Linked DNA regions of Homo sapiens: region 2 is linked to region 1. Evidence: read pairs that join two places in POLR2A ChIA-PET (ENCODE). Cell type or tissue: A673. All regions are shown on one strand. Links, peaks and the distances in the headings refer to the core of each region. The heading gives the core; the rest is flanking DNA.

The links. Peaks named below come from ENCODE experiments on the same cell type or tissue, not always from the same donor. Only the 100,000 strongest peaks of a DNase experiment are listed, where the experiment ranks them.
Region 2: POLR2A ChIA-PET joins it to region 1 with 6 read pairs; 4 of 35 experiments call an interaction of 5 or more read pairs at or near these places.

The regions. Positions count from the first base shown.
Region 1 is chr12:65,863,464-65,871,804 of GRCh38, reverse strand. The region is part of intron 3 of HMGA2 (high mobility group AT-hook 2); the gene reads right to left. HMGA2-AS1 (HMGA2 antisense RNA 1) reads left to right here. Exons shown (of 3, transcript NR_158985.1): 2 at 4,851-5,001. Among named protein-coding and RNA genes, the nearest start is that of HMGA2-AS1, 15 kb to the left of the region's middle. RefSeq lists a silencer at 2,670-2,870. In A673, for the core only: no CTCF peak of the experiment used is centred there; a DNase peak (open chromatin) is centred at 3,364; H3K27ac peaks cover 4,058 bases.
Region 2 is chr12:65,724,390-65,732,730 of GRCh38, reverse strand. No RefSeq gene overlaps it. Among named protein-coding and RNA genes, the nearest start is that of MSRB3-AS1, 86 kb to the right of the region's middle. RefSeq lists a silencer at 2,476-2,676. In A673, for the core only: no CTCF peak of the experiment used is centred there; a DNase peak (open chromatin) is centred at 3,560; H3K4me3 peaks cover 1,447 bases; H3K27ac peaks cover 543 bases.

The sequences.
Region 1 (8,341 bases), core at 78-8,077:
AAGTATGGGCAGAAGTCAAACTGGAAGTGATTTTTAAGAGGTCTTAAGAAGCCCATGTGACATTGTTCTGTGCATCTGACAGCCTGAGTGTGAACTAAAATGGAATCTGCCTAGGAAAGGAATGTAGTTCTCTCACCTAGAGGGAAAACCGCACCTTCAGAATCCCCATAGGAAGGGGATATAGTAATGGAGAAAACATTTTCTGCTTCATTATTCTTTAGCCTCGAGAATCTAGATATAGAACATTCAAAATTCTCATGAGAAGGAAAACAAATAATACCTGGAGGCCAAGCTAAAGGTGTCTTGCTTCTACTAATGAACTTAAATTCATTTTCCATTCACACACAAAAGGAAGAAACCTATATAAATGGATTAAGAGGGCCAGAAAGACACAATAGAGCAGGAGTCAGCAACCTTCTTCTCTTAAGGGTTGGAGAGTAAATAATTCAGGCTTTGTTGGGCAGACGGTCTCTGTGGCAGGTACTCAGCTCTGCCACTGTAGTAGGAAAGCAGGTATAGACAATACGTGAACCAATAGGTGCGGCTGGGCCCAGGAATACTTTATTTGTTGATACTGAAATTTGAATCTTACATAATAAATATTATTATTCTTTGTTTCAACCATGTAAAACTGTATAAATCTGTATTATAAACACATATCTTAAAAGCTGACTTCTAAAGAAGAAAATTAGTGTAGCAAGTAATTATGATGCATTGGTCATTAGACTATGGCTTCTGACTGAGCCTACGTTTTTTCTAAATCATGTCGGATTTGACCTGTCATTCTCTTGCTTAGAAATCTTTAATAGCTTCCCATTTCCTGTAACATCCAATCTCCTTAAGCATGTATGCACGGCCCCTGTGACCTGCTACCACAAAGCGTTTAGGTTCACTGTCCACATCCACCCCCTCACCCATGGTATGTCTCTAATGTACACTATCCAATCCAAACTAGCTGCTCTTACCTAAATACACCCTACATTTCCCTGCCTCCATTGATTTACTCCTACTTTTCACATGACATGGAAGTCCCTGTCCCAGGGATGTCATCTTCCAGCTGTTTTGTTTTGTTTTGTTTTTAGATGGAGTCTCCCCCTGCCCAGGCTAGAGTGCAGTGGCACGATCTCGGCTCACTGAAACCTCAACCTCGTGGGTTCAAGTGATTCTCCTGCCTCAGCCTCCAAGTAGCTGGGATTACAGGCATGTGCCACCACGCCTGGCTAATTTTTGTATTTTTAGTAGAGACGGGCTTTTGCATGGTGGCCAGGCTGGTCTCGAACTCCTGACCTAAGGTGATCTGCCTGCCTCGGCCTCCCAAAGTGCTGGGATTACAGGTGTGAGCCACCACGCCTGCCCCCAGCTGTTCTATTAGAATCCTATTCATTCTTTAGGGCTCAGCTGAAGTGTCATTCATCTCCTTTGTAAAGCCTTCCTTATTTTACCTAGTTGGAATAAAGGCTTCACATATTGTTTTTTACTATTTACATTTTGGCAAAAATATTTCGAAAACCACTACCTTACAAGGCTCGTACAAGGTTAAATAATAAATCAAGACAATGTTCATAATGTGCTCAGCCTAACACCTGACACATAGTTGAAATTCAAAAATAAACAGAAGTTGTATGCACATGCATATCTACCCCTAGACTGAAAGGTCTTAAAGCTAAGGACCATATTGTGTTTACTTATACACAGACCTGTAACAATGACCTGTATATACATACGTTGTATTCAACAAATGTTTATTGAATATAGCTGGAATATTGTGCACTACTTTTTTTTTTTTTGCAAATCATGACCAATACTTTTAATCCTAAAGCTAAGTGTGAGAAGGGCTGAAAAACTGTTAAGATTTTTTATAACCTTTCTAACTGGGTTGGCCACATGGAGCAGAAAATCATGGACTTTAGAGTCTGACAAACCTGGGTTCAAAATTCAGTTTTATTACTTTCTAGCTTGTGTATCTGTGCAAGTCACTTTAATTTTCTGAGACTTGTTTTCTTCATTTATACAACTGTCAATAAAATATGTTTTTAAAGGTGTATTTTGAGGTCTCTAGAACAATGCCAGGCTTGGTAGGCATTTAATAAGTACTGGCTAAGAATATTAAACAGGATTGTGTTTAAATACTCCCATTCATATTACCTACATTGTGAAACACTGTCAAAATGGTATATACCAGAATAAAATGTGAATTGTATTTTTTGACCATTCTTTCTTAAATACATAAGGAGAGCTGCTATCTCTAGCCCATTTTGTGGGAAAGAGTCAGTGCAATGGAGGGTGGTTCACTATGATCCCTAAGAATTGACCCCACTGACAGCACCCTCTTTGACTTTTCCCTGCTAACTTCAGCAGGTAGCAAGAGGGGAGCATGGGCTATGGTGTCAGATTAATTGAGGCTCCATCAACCACCCAGATGGAATTTTAGGAGCTATGGTAATTCCTATCTGCTGGGTAGGGTTCCTGAAATACAACCATGGTGTTTCATTTCCTAGTTGTTGCTGTCGTCTTTCTGAGTTGCTCTGTGATCCACCATATTCCTTCTCTAATCTTGCTTTGATTTATGAATGTACATGATGATGGTGATGGTAATTTCCTAATTTAAATGATAAATACTCGAACTAACTTGGCCCAGAGAACCCTACCAAAAAAAGGAATCAATGAGTCAGATCCTTAGAAAACAGTTCCTAGAGTCATTCTAGCTAATCTTTTCATCAGTTGAGAGTTTTGCAAAGGGGTTTCTGCCTCATTGACCAAGAAAGTGTAGCGGCTTACCAATGCCAACCTCTTAAAGCATAAGTAGAGGAAATCAATGGTAACCTGCTAACCTCAGTTCTACGCAATGCATTGGCAGTTTGGGACAGCATTAATGTTTATAATATGACCTTGTCTACATTTGGGGTTTGGCACAAATTTTTACTTTACTTCTCAACTTCAAAATTTGATGATTCCATTATTTTGTCAAAAATAACCAATAAATACCACTAATCACTTAGTTGACAACTTATTAAAATTGATGCTAACAGTTCCTATAGATTCTAGTGAGAGTTTAAATGAAAGAGTTAGGTAGAAACAGGCAAGACTGATAGTACCTGGATTTTTCTGCTATGTCATGATTCCACAAACCATCCTTTAAGATGCACTGAATTGGATAAGAACCATGGAGAAAATGGTGATTATGTACAAATGGTGATTATGTATAAAAAGAAACTCTTGCTTCACATTTTCTCCATATTCAACGTAGGTGGTGCTTTGGGCCCAAGTGAGGTGACTCATTGCCTCAGTTCTCCCTTTCCTGTTTCACAAGCAGACACAGCAAAGCCCGGAGAGTAATCTGACTCCTCCACGATCGTAGTGGACTGCATCCGGGATGATATTTAGTTTTCCTTCTCTGTGGGCTCTGTAAAACCACCTACTGCTTAAAGAAGCTCTTTGACATGTTCTGAACTCTAAGAACAAATGAAAATGGCATTTTGGGAAAAAAAAAATGAAGCCAGAACAAAGAAGTCAGAAACGTGATACTGCAAGATCAGGCACTTATCTGCACTGCAAATGAAAAAAGTTTCAGACTCAAAGAATTAACAATTTAACCACTAGTTTCCCCTTGAGATGTTACTGTCACAAGAGATCCTTACATTTCCAGTGGCATTCAACAGATTCTCCTCTTTAGTGAGGACAGCTGCAGAAAGTTACTGAATATTTGCTCCCTCTCAGATGCATAAAGATTATTTTGTAAGCAATGTTGGAGAAAGAAAGAGCTCAAAAGGAGGGTGAACATCAGAAGAAAAAAGGGACAGATCTACAAGGTGCTTGTGACATCTGTTTTCACTTTGTGCTGTGGCCAGTGGCAGAGTGGAAGACCAACCTTTAATCAACTTAGCAACATGGTGCCCATGTCCAGTTATTCAAGTGCTTAGTAAATACTGTTACAGAGAGCCCAATGAGGAATGTGGGTCTTCTGGGAATGTGTAAGAAAGAAAAGGCACGTTCTTACCCTCGAGATGCTTATAGTCCTGTTCAGATGACAAGCTTTATGTGTTAATACGTTAATTCAGATCTTTTCCTCACTTCCTTCAAAACTCCATCCAAAGTTCTTCTCCTGCAGGCAGCCTTACGGCTCTGACTAATAGCTCATGCCTCAACTCTGTGTCCCCACAAGACTCATATCCTCCACTTTTACACAACTTGAACTTGGCAGAAGTGTTCTTCAGTTGATTCATGTGTGCTCAGTCCAACTGATTTGTCAGTATCATGAGGATACGGTTTTGGTCTTCTCATTCCTTTATGTCTTTTCACAGTAATTAGTTCTGTAGCTTAAACATAATAAACACTCATTAAGGGAAAACTGGCCAGCCAATTCTAACTCCTCCTGCTCAGATGACACTCCAAGTGTGCTGGTTCCTGGCTTTCCCACTAACAGATTAAGTTCCTAGAAGTTCCCCTTCCTGAGAAGGCCTCCAGATTTTCATGCTGCCTTTGTATCCAAAAGCAAAGATGTTCTCAACAGAGCAAAAAGTTAGAAAAGAACTCGATGTCTCAGTGGGCTAGATTTCTGCTCATTGCAAAAACAGGACAAGGGCCTGTTTCTACGTAGCTTGTGCCATTAGCCACATTCAGGGATACCAGTTAACAAAAATGGCAGGCCCTCAATTTAGTGTCAATGTTTTTTTGTCATTATGTGAGCTAGTTATTTAACTCCCTGCTAAGTTATCTCATGTACCTCTTGCCATTTCTTTCCTCACACACTCTCCTCTTTCTTCTCTACTTTGTTCTTCTGCAGTGTTTAGAAACTAGAAAATCAGAACTGATTTCTCCCCCTTCAATCTCTCAATCTCTCTCTCTACCAGTGTCAAGATGGGAAGGCACATGTTCCTATCTTGACAGCAGCAGAAAGAAAAATGGCAGCAGAAGGAAAACAGCAGCAGAAAGAAAAATTTGACTCAGATGGGTTGAGAGGGCAATGGCAAGCAATCTTGGTACATGTCAGCTGCATCTCAGGTAAGTGTTAGTGATTTTTTTTTTTAAAGTTGGCACTGCTGAAAAGAAGAATGACTATTCACATTAATAACTGCCTTCTTAAATTTGTAATGAAGAATGAGAAGCGGGCTAAGGTACAAGAGGTAATGTTTATTTCACTTTGAAGCTTATAGGTAGTTACATGGGTATCACAAAAAGAACAGATATAATGAATCATCTTGCCTTTTACCTGACTCTTAAGACACCTGCAACATATCCCTTGGATGTTCCGCCTTGTCACACTCATAACCGAGGGGAAAAAGAAGACAAAGGTGAATGCTCAGTTAGCCCCTAACCCTCTTGTCCTATCTGCTGTTAATGTTGCCCACAGGTCTACCAGCTGCAAGGCTATCCATGACCTCCTCCATCAAGTCCACCCAGACTCTCTGATCTAAAGCAGCCTCGCCTACTCCAATACTCTCCATTACATTAACTTGGTTCACTTTTCTTCTTTGCTCTTATAAGGCTTGAAATCATCATCTGTATTTTTTTAATAACTACGCCGTCATTTATAATCCCTCTCTAGAATGTAAGAGCCACAAGACTAGGGACCTTAAGTTTTCTCCAGTGTCTCTCCAAATATCTAGCACAGTGCCTAGCATTAGCAGAGTGGGCTAAATGTTTGCTGAGTGAGTGAACAGATGTTTCCTTAGGAGTCAGTCTCAATTTCCATTTTTTCCCCAACGTTTGTAAATCTTCTCTCTAATATAGAGGTCCACCCTCCTTAGACACAAAGGAATTATAGTTATACACTTGCTATGATTCCCAGAGTTCACAAATTCTGATGCTCCATCATTTTAGCCAGCAACTCTAGCTTGAATATTAGTGAAAAATAGATGGGGATGGCTAGGCGTGGTGGCTCATGCCTGTAATCCCAGCACATTGGGAGGCCAAGATGGGCAGATCACGAGGTCAGGAGATCGACACCATCCTGGCTAACATGATGAAACCCCGTTTCTACTAAAAATACCAAAAAAAAAAAAATTAGCCGGGCGTGGTGGCAGGTGCCTGTAGTCCCAGCTACTCGGGAGGCTGAGGCAGGAGAATGGTGTGAACCTGGGAGACGGAGTTTGCAGTGAGCCGAGATTGAGCCACTGCACTCCAGCCTGGGTGACAGAGCGAGACTCTGTCTCAAAAAAAAAAAAAAAAAAAGAAAAATAGATGGAGATACAGACGCTTAGAATGTATGCCTTCCCATCTTGACACTGGAGAAATGGAGAAATGTTATTCTAGCACATTCTGAATTGCATTCCAGTTCAAATTTGAAAACCTTAAAAAGCCTGAAGACTAACTTAAGTTTCAATTTAATACAATTATTTTAAAACAACAGCTATAATATTTTTACTGTACATATGTTCAATTATTACTAAGTACTTTCATTTCTATCTGTAAAAGTATAGTATAAAAAGTTCACCCTCATGAAATCAGACAAAAATACAATTGACCCTTCAACAATGCAGGGGTTGGGGCACTGACTCCCTGTGAAGTCAGAAATCCAACAAAAATCCACGCAAAACTTTTGACTCCACAAAACTTAACTGCTAATAGCCTACTGTTGACTGCAAGCCTTACTGATAACACAGTCGATTAACACATATTTTGTATGTGATATTATTATATACTGCATCCTTACAAACTACATGTAAACTACAAAAAAATAAGACAAGCAAGAGAGAAAATTTGTTCACTACTCATTAAGTAGAAATGGATCATCATAAAGGTTTTCATCTTTACTGTCTTCATGTTGAGGAGGCTGAGGATGAGGAGGGGTTGGTCTTGCTGTTTCAGGGGTAACAGAGGCAGAAGAGGGAGAAGAGGTGGAAGAGGAGGCAGGAGAGGCAGAAGCACTCAGTGTAACTTTCACTGAAAGAAATCTGCATATAAGTGGACCCGTCCAGCTCAAACCTGTATTGTTCAAGGGTCAAGTGTGCACTAATATGAAAAAGAGCTGAAGTGAAAAAATGGATCAAAATATTTCTAATCATAGTTAAATAATCTAAAAAATGTAGGCCACTGACAATTTTATGCTTCTGTTCAATGGCACTGCACATACAATCCAGAAGAAAAGCTACTATGTGTGTTAAATGGAAACACTATAAAATCATTTGTAGTGTGTCCTAAGAAAAGAGGAGTATATGAACATTACAATAGTAATGTTAATGAATTTAAACCTTTTTTTCCTAGTATGTTAAATATTTCCCTGTATTACAAAAATTGTGAGCATTCATAGCAAAGCTGGTGTTCTCTGCCAAATGCAAGGTGAATGTGTGCTATCTACAAAATAGTCAACAGTGGAGTGAGTAACATAACAGGGGATTTCAAGGAGATGGAAGACAACACTATTATTTTCCTAATGCTCATAATTCTGTTTCTGGCTATGTAATTTTGTCTTTATAACACTACTCAATTAAATTTATATTTGGGCCAAAAAATTATCATCTTGGCTGCCATGTAGCACTCTTCAAATCTCTTAAAATCACTTGCTTAAGTTTGCTTTTTCTGAAAAGCACTTACCCACCTCTCTGGGGTGTTTTTTTTATGAATTAGGAATCCTGGAGCCCTCAGAGTCTAAGCATGGTTGGCAGGTTGGAAGCAAATAAGCACGATGGAAATGGGCCCTACTTAGTTACTATGGATACCTCAGATATAAAGGATCCCTATTTGTAGTGCTCATCAACAACTACTAGCACAAAATCCCTCATGCTGCTTGGACCTAAATAAGGTCATAAATGTTTACTGCACATACATAATATTCATGGAACCCTTCTAAGATTGCAGAGCCACAGTGCGGGAAATGATATTTCTTTCCTTTGGTGGATTTTCATATCCCATTTTCCATCTGGAGAAATGAAGATATTGTTTTGCAATTACCTTTACAGAACAGAGCATTTTTGCTGGACTACTAAAATCGCTTAGCCAAAGTTGGGCATAAATGCAATTCCTGTGCCAAGCCAAATTACCTGGAAACATCACACCCTTCAAAAGGTTTGAATACTTCATGTTTTGGGGTGAGGGTTGCGACTTCTGTAGTCTAAAGACAACATTCCCTAGTCAGTGAGACTGAGCTGGGCACAGGATTTGGTATTCCTAACCTCCAAGATCCTGTCCATGGGAAAACCATTCAGGACTTTTCTTGTGAATGAATCCCAAATTACAATTTAGTTTCTCATCATCTGGTCCATGCAAAGGATATTGTTGTGATTTTTTTTTCTTTGAAATCTAATGATCCTTGAAAACAAGGCAGTCAGTGTAAACACACCAGGGACACTGTACTCCTCTTTACAGATGTTCACCTCATACTGCAGAAAGGAAGGTGCAGTCA
Region 2 (8,341 bases), core at 232-8,231, 140 kb after region 1:
TGCCCTGGCTGGAGTGCAGTGGTGTGATCTTGGCTCGCTGCAATCTCCGCCTCTCGGGTTCAAGCGATTCTCCTGCCTCAGCCTCCTAAGTAGCTGGGATTACAGGCGCACGCCAACAAGCTCAGCTAATTTTTGTATTTTTAGTAGAGACAGGGTTTCACCATGTTTGTCAGGCTGTCCTTGAACTCCTGACCTCATGACCCACGTGCCTTGGCCTCCCAAAATGCTGGGATTACAGGCGTGAACCACCGCACCCGGCCAACTATTTTTTACAATAAAAAAAATTCAAAAAAAAGTTTCTACTCCAACACCCTTTATTAGAATCAAGAAGAGAAGGAACAGATCAGATAATAATCCTTTGAGGAGTATGAAATAGAATGATGTCCCTTCTCTTTTCAAAGTTCCCCTACCATAACAAATAGGAAGATAGATATCCTCTTCTGGTCTGATCATAGTATCTTATTATCATGAACCAGAAATTGCCTCACAAAAGGTAGTTGCAGTATCTAACTCCTGCTAAAAATAATGGCTAACCAATGATAATGAAATTAAAACTCATCGTTTGTGGGAGCTATTGTCAACTCATTCAATGACATTTTGCAATGCACTCATCCTGGAGTTCCATTGGAAAACCATGTTGTTCAGTCAGAGGTGCCGTGGGAGTCCTGATGTTTTCCGCCAGCCACTGTCGGTGATTAGGAAACACCAGCTTTGAAAATTTTCTATGCCCAAACGCTGTATATCTCTAGGGACTCAATTAAGCATTTGTTCAAGCACTGGAGCACATTCAAAGCAACTTCCTAAGGAAAATTTGGGCCCAATCTTGAGGTGTCCCTGCAGCTTACCTTGGAGGAAAACTGGGGTGGTCTTCATCAGTGAGAAAACACTGATTTGCTTCTGCAACTTTTGTAGGATGGCAAATTTAGTATTTGCTCAGTTGTTTTCCAGACCCTGTGAAGGTGTCTTCTATGATCCAAAAGAAATACTAAAACACTGGGCTCTTGCCAGAGAGAAAAATCTTAACTTTTTCAATTATTTGATTCTTACCAAGATCCCAGCTGAGAGAAGTAATACATGGGGAAGACTGCAGAGTGGATATGTTATTTAGCGTTCAAGGCGAATCCCCAAATACAGAATTATACTAGCTTAGTCTGACAGGACTCACCTTCACTGAAGTCTTGGTTTTCATGGGAGGTTATTATAAGAAACAGGGCTGCAATATCCTCTTTTGCTTTTCCATAAAAATACTGCTAAGACATTGCCTGTTACATCCCTCAGAGCCCTTTGTGGCACTCCATATAGTAAACTCCTTCTGTAATTTCATTTCATTTGAAAACAGGCATTCTTTGCTTTTTTCAACAGCAAGATTGATGTCACTTACGTTTTTTTCTCTCTTTACCTTGGCTATAAGAAGCTCAGACCCAAATCTGAAGCACAATCTCAGTAATCATGTTAACTCTTAGGGTTGGCTTATTTCAAGTTTCCTTTTTCTTTTTTTTTCTCCTGGTTTTCTATTTTGATTTTACCAATTCATTTTAAATGGGGTGTTTTCCGTCATAGACCACCCAGATTCTTTCTGGAAAGAAGTAATACGTAAAACATACTTAGCTCATAACTTTTGACTCCCTTTGATTGTGTCATCTCAGCTCAGCCTCAATTTACAGAAATTGGCTCACAAAATGACTGCTTAACAAACTTAAGGAAGAAAGTGACAACTTAAAGTTGATAGAAGGAAACATACTGAAGGCTCTAGAAGAGGTAGTACACTAAATTCTTATCAGAGACGCATCTAATAGAGAAACAAACTTCAGTGAACTCTTTCACTTACATGGAGCCCAAGACAGACTGAAGTTTGGCCAGACTCAGTTTACAATTGGACAATCCTTCAGCTGACTGTAATCTCCCCTCCATGGAATTCCCCATGAGTTTATTGAGATCCTACCTTGAGGGATTTACCACTTTTCTACCCTTTGGTATCTTTTTTTTTTTTTTTTTTTTTTTTGACAGAGTCTCACTCTGTCACCCAGGCTGAAGTGCAGTGGCGCGATGTGGCTCACTATAACCTTCGTCTCCTGGGTTCAAGCAATTCTCCTCCCTCAGCCTTCCGAGTAGCTGGGATTACAGGCGCCAGCCACTATGCCTAGCTATTTTTTTGTATTTTTAGTAGAGACGGGTTTTCACCGTGTTAGCCAGGATGGTCTCGATCTCCTGACCTCGTGATCCACCGGCCTCAGCCTCCCAAACTGCTGGGATTACAGGCATGAGCCACCGTGCCCCGCTATCTTTTATTTGTAAAATTTCTTCCTCTTTCCTATCACTAAACTGGATGATCTATGAGGGCAGGGGAGCTGTATCATTTATAGTCTATCCCTCAATTCCTTCTTACCCTTCCCAATAGAAGCAGTTGTTCAAATATTCACTCACTCACTAAATAAGTGATGTTCTTTCAAAGATTCCTGTGATATATTATTTACTCCTGGAAATCTGCTGCACAATGTTGTCCCTTTCTTTGTAGTGTCAAACACTGGATGTTTGCCCAGACAAGATACCAAGATCTAAAAAGCATGTGACATTCCTGGCATTGCTTTGTTTTCTAATTAGGATCAGTCATAAAGTTTCTGATAAGTAAATAGATATAAGTCTCAGTTGGTCCTTTCTATTCCTTTCCAAAATTATCTTGATCATTAATTTCACTTTCCAAATTACTATGCTTATTTGTCTTGCATGATGGGAACTGAAAGATTTTGGAATGCATTCCTCAAAAAAGAGTCGGTTAAAATATCAATTTGTATGATTATGTCATTTGGGAATTTTCTGATTTGAAAAATCTGCGATAATTTTTTAAAAAAAAATCCTAAGTAGCAATCTGCTACAAAAGATGTAAGTCAACTTCCATTCACAAACAGGAGATCACAACAAATTTAGTGGCTGCATCCTAATCACAACAAATCTAGTGGCGCTGCAGTGAAAAAGGAATTTATGATGGCAAGTCTGTTAAGCTAACCGGTAAGCACGTACACATAATATTATGTTTGCGGGTGGGTGGAGGCTGCAGGTCATTAATATTCGTTGGGTGTCCAGCCTGGCGTTTGTGGTTCAAACAGCTTTTGTGTTTCGTGCTCCACCTCCCGCAGAGTCACAGACAGCAGTCTGCCCCTTTCCCCACCCAGTCTCAGTTCAGGCGGAGGGTCGAAACGCCACGCACGAGTCCTCATGCCGGCGGGCGCAGAGCGGGGCGCCAAGGGCTGCCCGCGGGGTGCACCTCTAGTCCACCAAGTCCTCTTTGCGGCGGGGATCGGGGCGCGCCGGGGGAGCCGCCCTTCGCCCCCGAGGTCTGGGCGCGCAGGAGGTATAGGACTCTGGGATTTTTTGGCCAAAACTCCGGCTCGGGGTCCCCGCCGCCTGGAGCGGGAAAGTTGCGCGTTGGAGAAACAAACTTTTCCGTCCCCAGGGCAGCGCGGGGAGCTCGCGGACAGGTCCTCTGGCAGCAGAGAGGGAGCGGTGCAGAGGACCGGGGACTGAGGAAGGAGGAGTGCGGGACCGCTCCCCGAAGGTGCCTCCTGCCGAGGCCACCGAGGCCGTCCTGGAGATGGCGTCGGCTCCTGAGTCTGCGGCGCCAAAGTGCTCCCAGGTGGCGCGGAGCGAAGGGGGTTTAAATTTCTCCCTCCTCGCAAACGTCCCCTTGCTTCGGGCCGGAGAGTATTGCGCCCAGACACCTCTCGAGGAAGGGAGATTGGACTTTCCCAGATTGGAGGGAAATTTAGAGCTGGCATTTACAGTTATTGTAAAAGAAAAAAAAGTGTTTTGAGGAGAAGAGGTGAAGGGTAGGAGAGGAGAAGTGTTAAAATTTCGACCAAACCACGAGAAACCTCACTTGTTTTAAGTTCGTGACAGTTTATTGGCTTTCCCTAAATGTCCTCAGATTAGCCTGACAGCTCCTTACCTAAAAATATCGAGTAAAAGCCCCCAAACCAGAAGCAGTTAAACGGTGTCACTGAATTCAATCTCAGAGCGATTATGGAGTTAATTCACATAATAAGCAAATCACAGAGTTGACAGATTATTATATGAACACGGACAAATTGTTACATAAAATATTTTGATACTGATTGTTTTATTAGTAATGTTAAGCCCCTTTATGTCTGTTTCTTTTTCCCGGGATTGACATGTTATACAATGCTCACTGCTAAATAAATAAACCAAAATGGTGTGAACTAATTGTCTCCCTCATTTAACTGTACCTTTTTATTAACATTATTAACATGATTATTCATAATTCCATTGGCTATTTACACTGGCAAAATTTTTCTGTTGTATTTGTTATCCACAGAGAAAAATATGTTAACATGAAGTGGACTTGAATAACATCCAGGTTTGAAAACTGACACTATCGATGTTTAAAAATATGTTAAGAGTTGTTCTATCCCTAGACTATTAGAAAATTTAAACTGCACGTGCCCCAGCTAATTAAAAACAATTTAAATTATTATTAAGAGAAAATACAAGGGATATAATCATTAGTCAAAACTTACTCATTTAAGTGTTGTCAAATGTAGTCAAAACTTACAAAAATACATTTTATTTAGCAAAGAAAAGATAAATGTAATTTATTTTTCATTTTATCAAAAAGGTATGGTACATTTTACTTAATTTTATGTAATTATGCTTTCTAGTTTTAATAGAGCCATGTGCATATACAATCAAAATGATTAATAGGTATTTTGTTGATAAAAGGAAAAACAGAAACTCAATTCTTTATATTTCTACTAAAGCTTCCTAAACAAGAAAATATTTTAGCTAATGAAAAATCTTGAATACCTTAAGTGGGGTGTTATAGATCACAGCAGAAATAGGTGAAAGGTGAAATTTAATTTAGCTGGCTTTATCCCTTCTCCTGGAAACTGGAATCTTACCTATAGGGTGAGGTGTACTGGGAGGAGAGGTGGAGAATTGGAAAAGAAAAAGGAAGAAACTGAAAGAATTTTAGTTTATAAAGAACAACATAAGTACATCAATAAATCACGTATTTTTCCTATAAAAAATAAAGTACAATAGTACTTTATTGAGTAAAATAAATAAAAAAAGTACTTTAATGAGTAAAATCATTAAAATTTCCTACAACACAGAGGAAGTAAGTGTTCAAGCAGTACCACCTATACCATCATATCATTCTCTGAGTGCCAATTTAACTAAAATTATGTCTTCTAGTAAGAGAAGTAAGAAAATTCAGAAAGATCACCAAATAAGTAGTGTTTTGGGGGAGGGCACGTGTAGTATTAATAGCATAGAAGATACTAACTGTGGCACAGATTTTTTTTCTTTTTCTTTTCTTTTCTTTTTTTTTTTTTAAGATGGAGTCTCACACTGTTGCCCAGACTGGAGTGTGATGGCTTGATCTCGGCTCACTGCAACCTCCACCTCCCGGGTTCAAGCCATTCTCCTGTCTCCACCTCCCAAGTAGCTGGGATCACAGGCACCCGCCACCACACTTGACTAATTTTTTGTATTTTTAGTAGAGGCAGAGTTTCACTATGTTGATCAGGCTGGTCTGGAACTCCTGACCTTGTGATCTGGCCACCTCGGCCTCCGAAAGTGCTGGAATTACAGGCATGAGCCACCATGCCCGGCCTCAATATGAGAATTTGAGGTATTTCAGAGAAAAGCATCACCAGGATTAGAAATTTAAGTTACATCAATTGAAAATATGAAAGGATTTAAGATTATGACCCTGAAAGAAAAGATTCAAGTTACTAGCAATCATATTCGGTTATTTAAGGGTTATCCTTAGAGCCCTGGAGTTGGGACATGCTGAAAGATTTAATAAGAAGAAAGGAGACTTTAATAGCATTGGGAGAAACTGACATTAGACCCTGAAGACTTTCTTGATTATAAAGTTATTGAATTATAACAAGTCACTAAGCAAAGCATGCTTACAAAACTGTACCTCAACTACTTGCTTAATTTACCTTAATGTTTAGAATATTCTAGACCAACTGGCCAAGAAAACTGGATCTGAGATCCTTCTGGTTGTTTATTGTGAAGTTCTGCATGGAAATAAAAAATATGCAGTTGTATTCCATTAGGATATTGTTTTTGGTAGTAGATTCTTTTTTGTTTGTTTGTTTGTTTGTTTTTCTTCTGTATTTCTACAATTTATTTGAGGTTTAAAAAAATAGCCATCTACTAGTTTGGGCTGACGACATAAACTCTCTGAACCTCATTTTTTTCAATGGTTATAATAATTCCTGCATCATAAGTTGGCTTTATAATCAAATATGATAATGAAAGTAATGTTTTGAAAAAGATAATTGTTGTTAAAATAAGCCTCCTACAAGTTTATATTATGGATTTCTATAGTTTTATTGCTGTATTGGGTTGCCTTTTTCCAAAGTGGCTGAAAGATGAAGAACATGCTTGCTTTTTATTGTTAGTTTTTTTACTTGTACAGTCGACTCTTGAACAACCCAGGTTTAAACTGCTCATGTCCACTCATGTGCAGATTCTTTTTTCAATGAAAGTTATACCACATATGCGTGCCTCTCCTGCCTTCCCTTCCACCTCCTTTACTTTTTCTCCTTCTGTCACCCCTGTGACAGCAAGACCAATCCCTCCTTTTCTTCCTCCCACTCAACCTACTCAATGTGAAGACAATGAGGATGAAGACCTTTTTGATGATCCACTTCCACTCAATGAACAAGTGAATATATTTTCTTTTCCTCATGATTTTATTAATAACATTCTATTTTTCTCTAGCTTACTTCCTTGTAAGGATACAGTCTATAATACATATAATGTACAAAATATGTGTTAATCAACTATTTGTTATTGGTAAGGTGTCATTAGTAGGCTATCAGTAGTTAAGATTTGGGAAATCAAAAGTTATATTTAAATTTTCAATTGTTCAGGGTTGGTACCCCTAACCCCCTGAGTTGTCAAAAAGACAACTAAATTTAATTTAATTTAAAAAGGCAATTTAAATTATTTTTTCTTTTGATAAGTTGAATGAATATACTAGTGAAACTTAACATTATTTAGCATGTCTTAAGGAACTAATTCACCATTAGAAGTGAACATAAGTATTCATACCAGAGGGTTTCAGGGACCCAGCCCGAACTCAGTGAGTCATACATTCTAAGGGTGGAATCCAGGGATTGTAGTTTGTAAAATCTCCACAAACAAAATGCATGTCCCCAAATGTGAGAATTCCTGACCCAAGAGTTAAATTTATTGCCTTTCTTCTGAAGCCAGATATGCCAGTCATGTCTGCATATTTAGACCTCAGGATGATTTTAGCTAATGATTGTTGTATTACCCTGTTCTCACATTGCTATACCTGAGACTGGCCGGGTGTGGTGGCTCATGCCTGTAATCCCAGCACTTTGGGAGGCCGAGGCAGGCGGATCACAAGGTCAGGAGATCGAGACCATCCTGGCTAACACAGTGAAACCTCATCTCTACTAAAAATACAAAAAAATTAGCCAGGCATGGTGGCAGGCACCTGTAGTCCCAGCTACTCAGGAGGCTGAGGCTGGGTGTGAACCTGGGAGGCGGAGCTTGCAGTGAGAAGAGATCGTGCCACTGCACTCCAGCCTGGGTGACAGAGTGAGACTCCTTCTCAAAATAAATAAATAAATAAATAAATAAATAAATAAATAATAAATACCTTAGACTGGGTAATTTATAAAGAAAAGAAATTTAATTGGCTCACTGTTCCACAGGCTGTATAGGAAGCATGGCTGGGGAGGCCTCAGGAAACTTACAATCATGGCAGAAGGCAAAGGGGAAGCAAGCATACCTTCACATGGTCAGTGGGAGAGAGAGAGTGAAGAGGGAAGTGCTACACACTTTTAAACAACCAGATCTCATGAGAACTTACTATCAGGAGAACAGCAAGGGGGAAATCCACCTCCATGACCCAATCACCTCCCACCAGGTCCCTCCCCCAACATTGGGGATTACAAGTCAACATGAAATTTGGGTGGGGACACAGAGCCAAGCATAGCAATTGTCGTCTTCACTCCCCAGCTTTCAGGGAGACTTCAGGAAGTTAATGTCCTTTGCCAACTTGTGAGCTGGCTACTCTGGCTAGCTACTCCTCCAAATTCAAAAGCGCGGATAGATTTTTGGGTCTTCTAGAGATTGCAGAGCCTAAACTTTAGGATGACCTTGGAATTTATCATCTATTTCTGAGTGATAGATGTGCTAATTATGCTAGAATAAGAATTGTGCTGGGATAATGAGTGCAAACTATGTCTGCTTGGAACAAACAAGGAGATATGGTCAGCCTGCTGAATTTAGAGCATGCTTTCTGGAATCATTCTGGAAGCGTCAGAAAGATCTT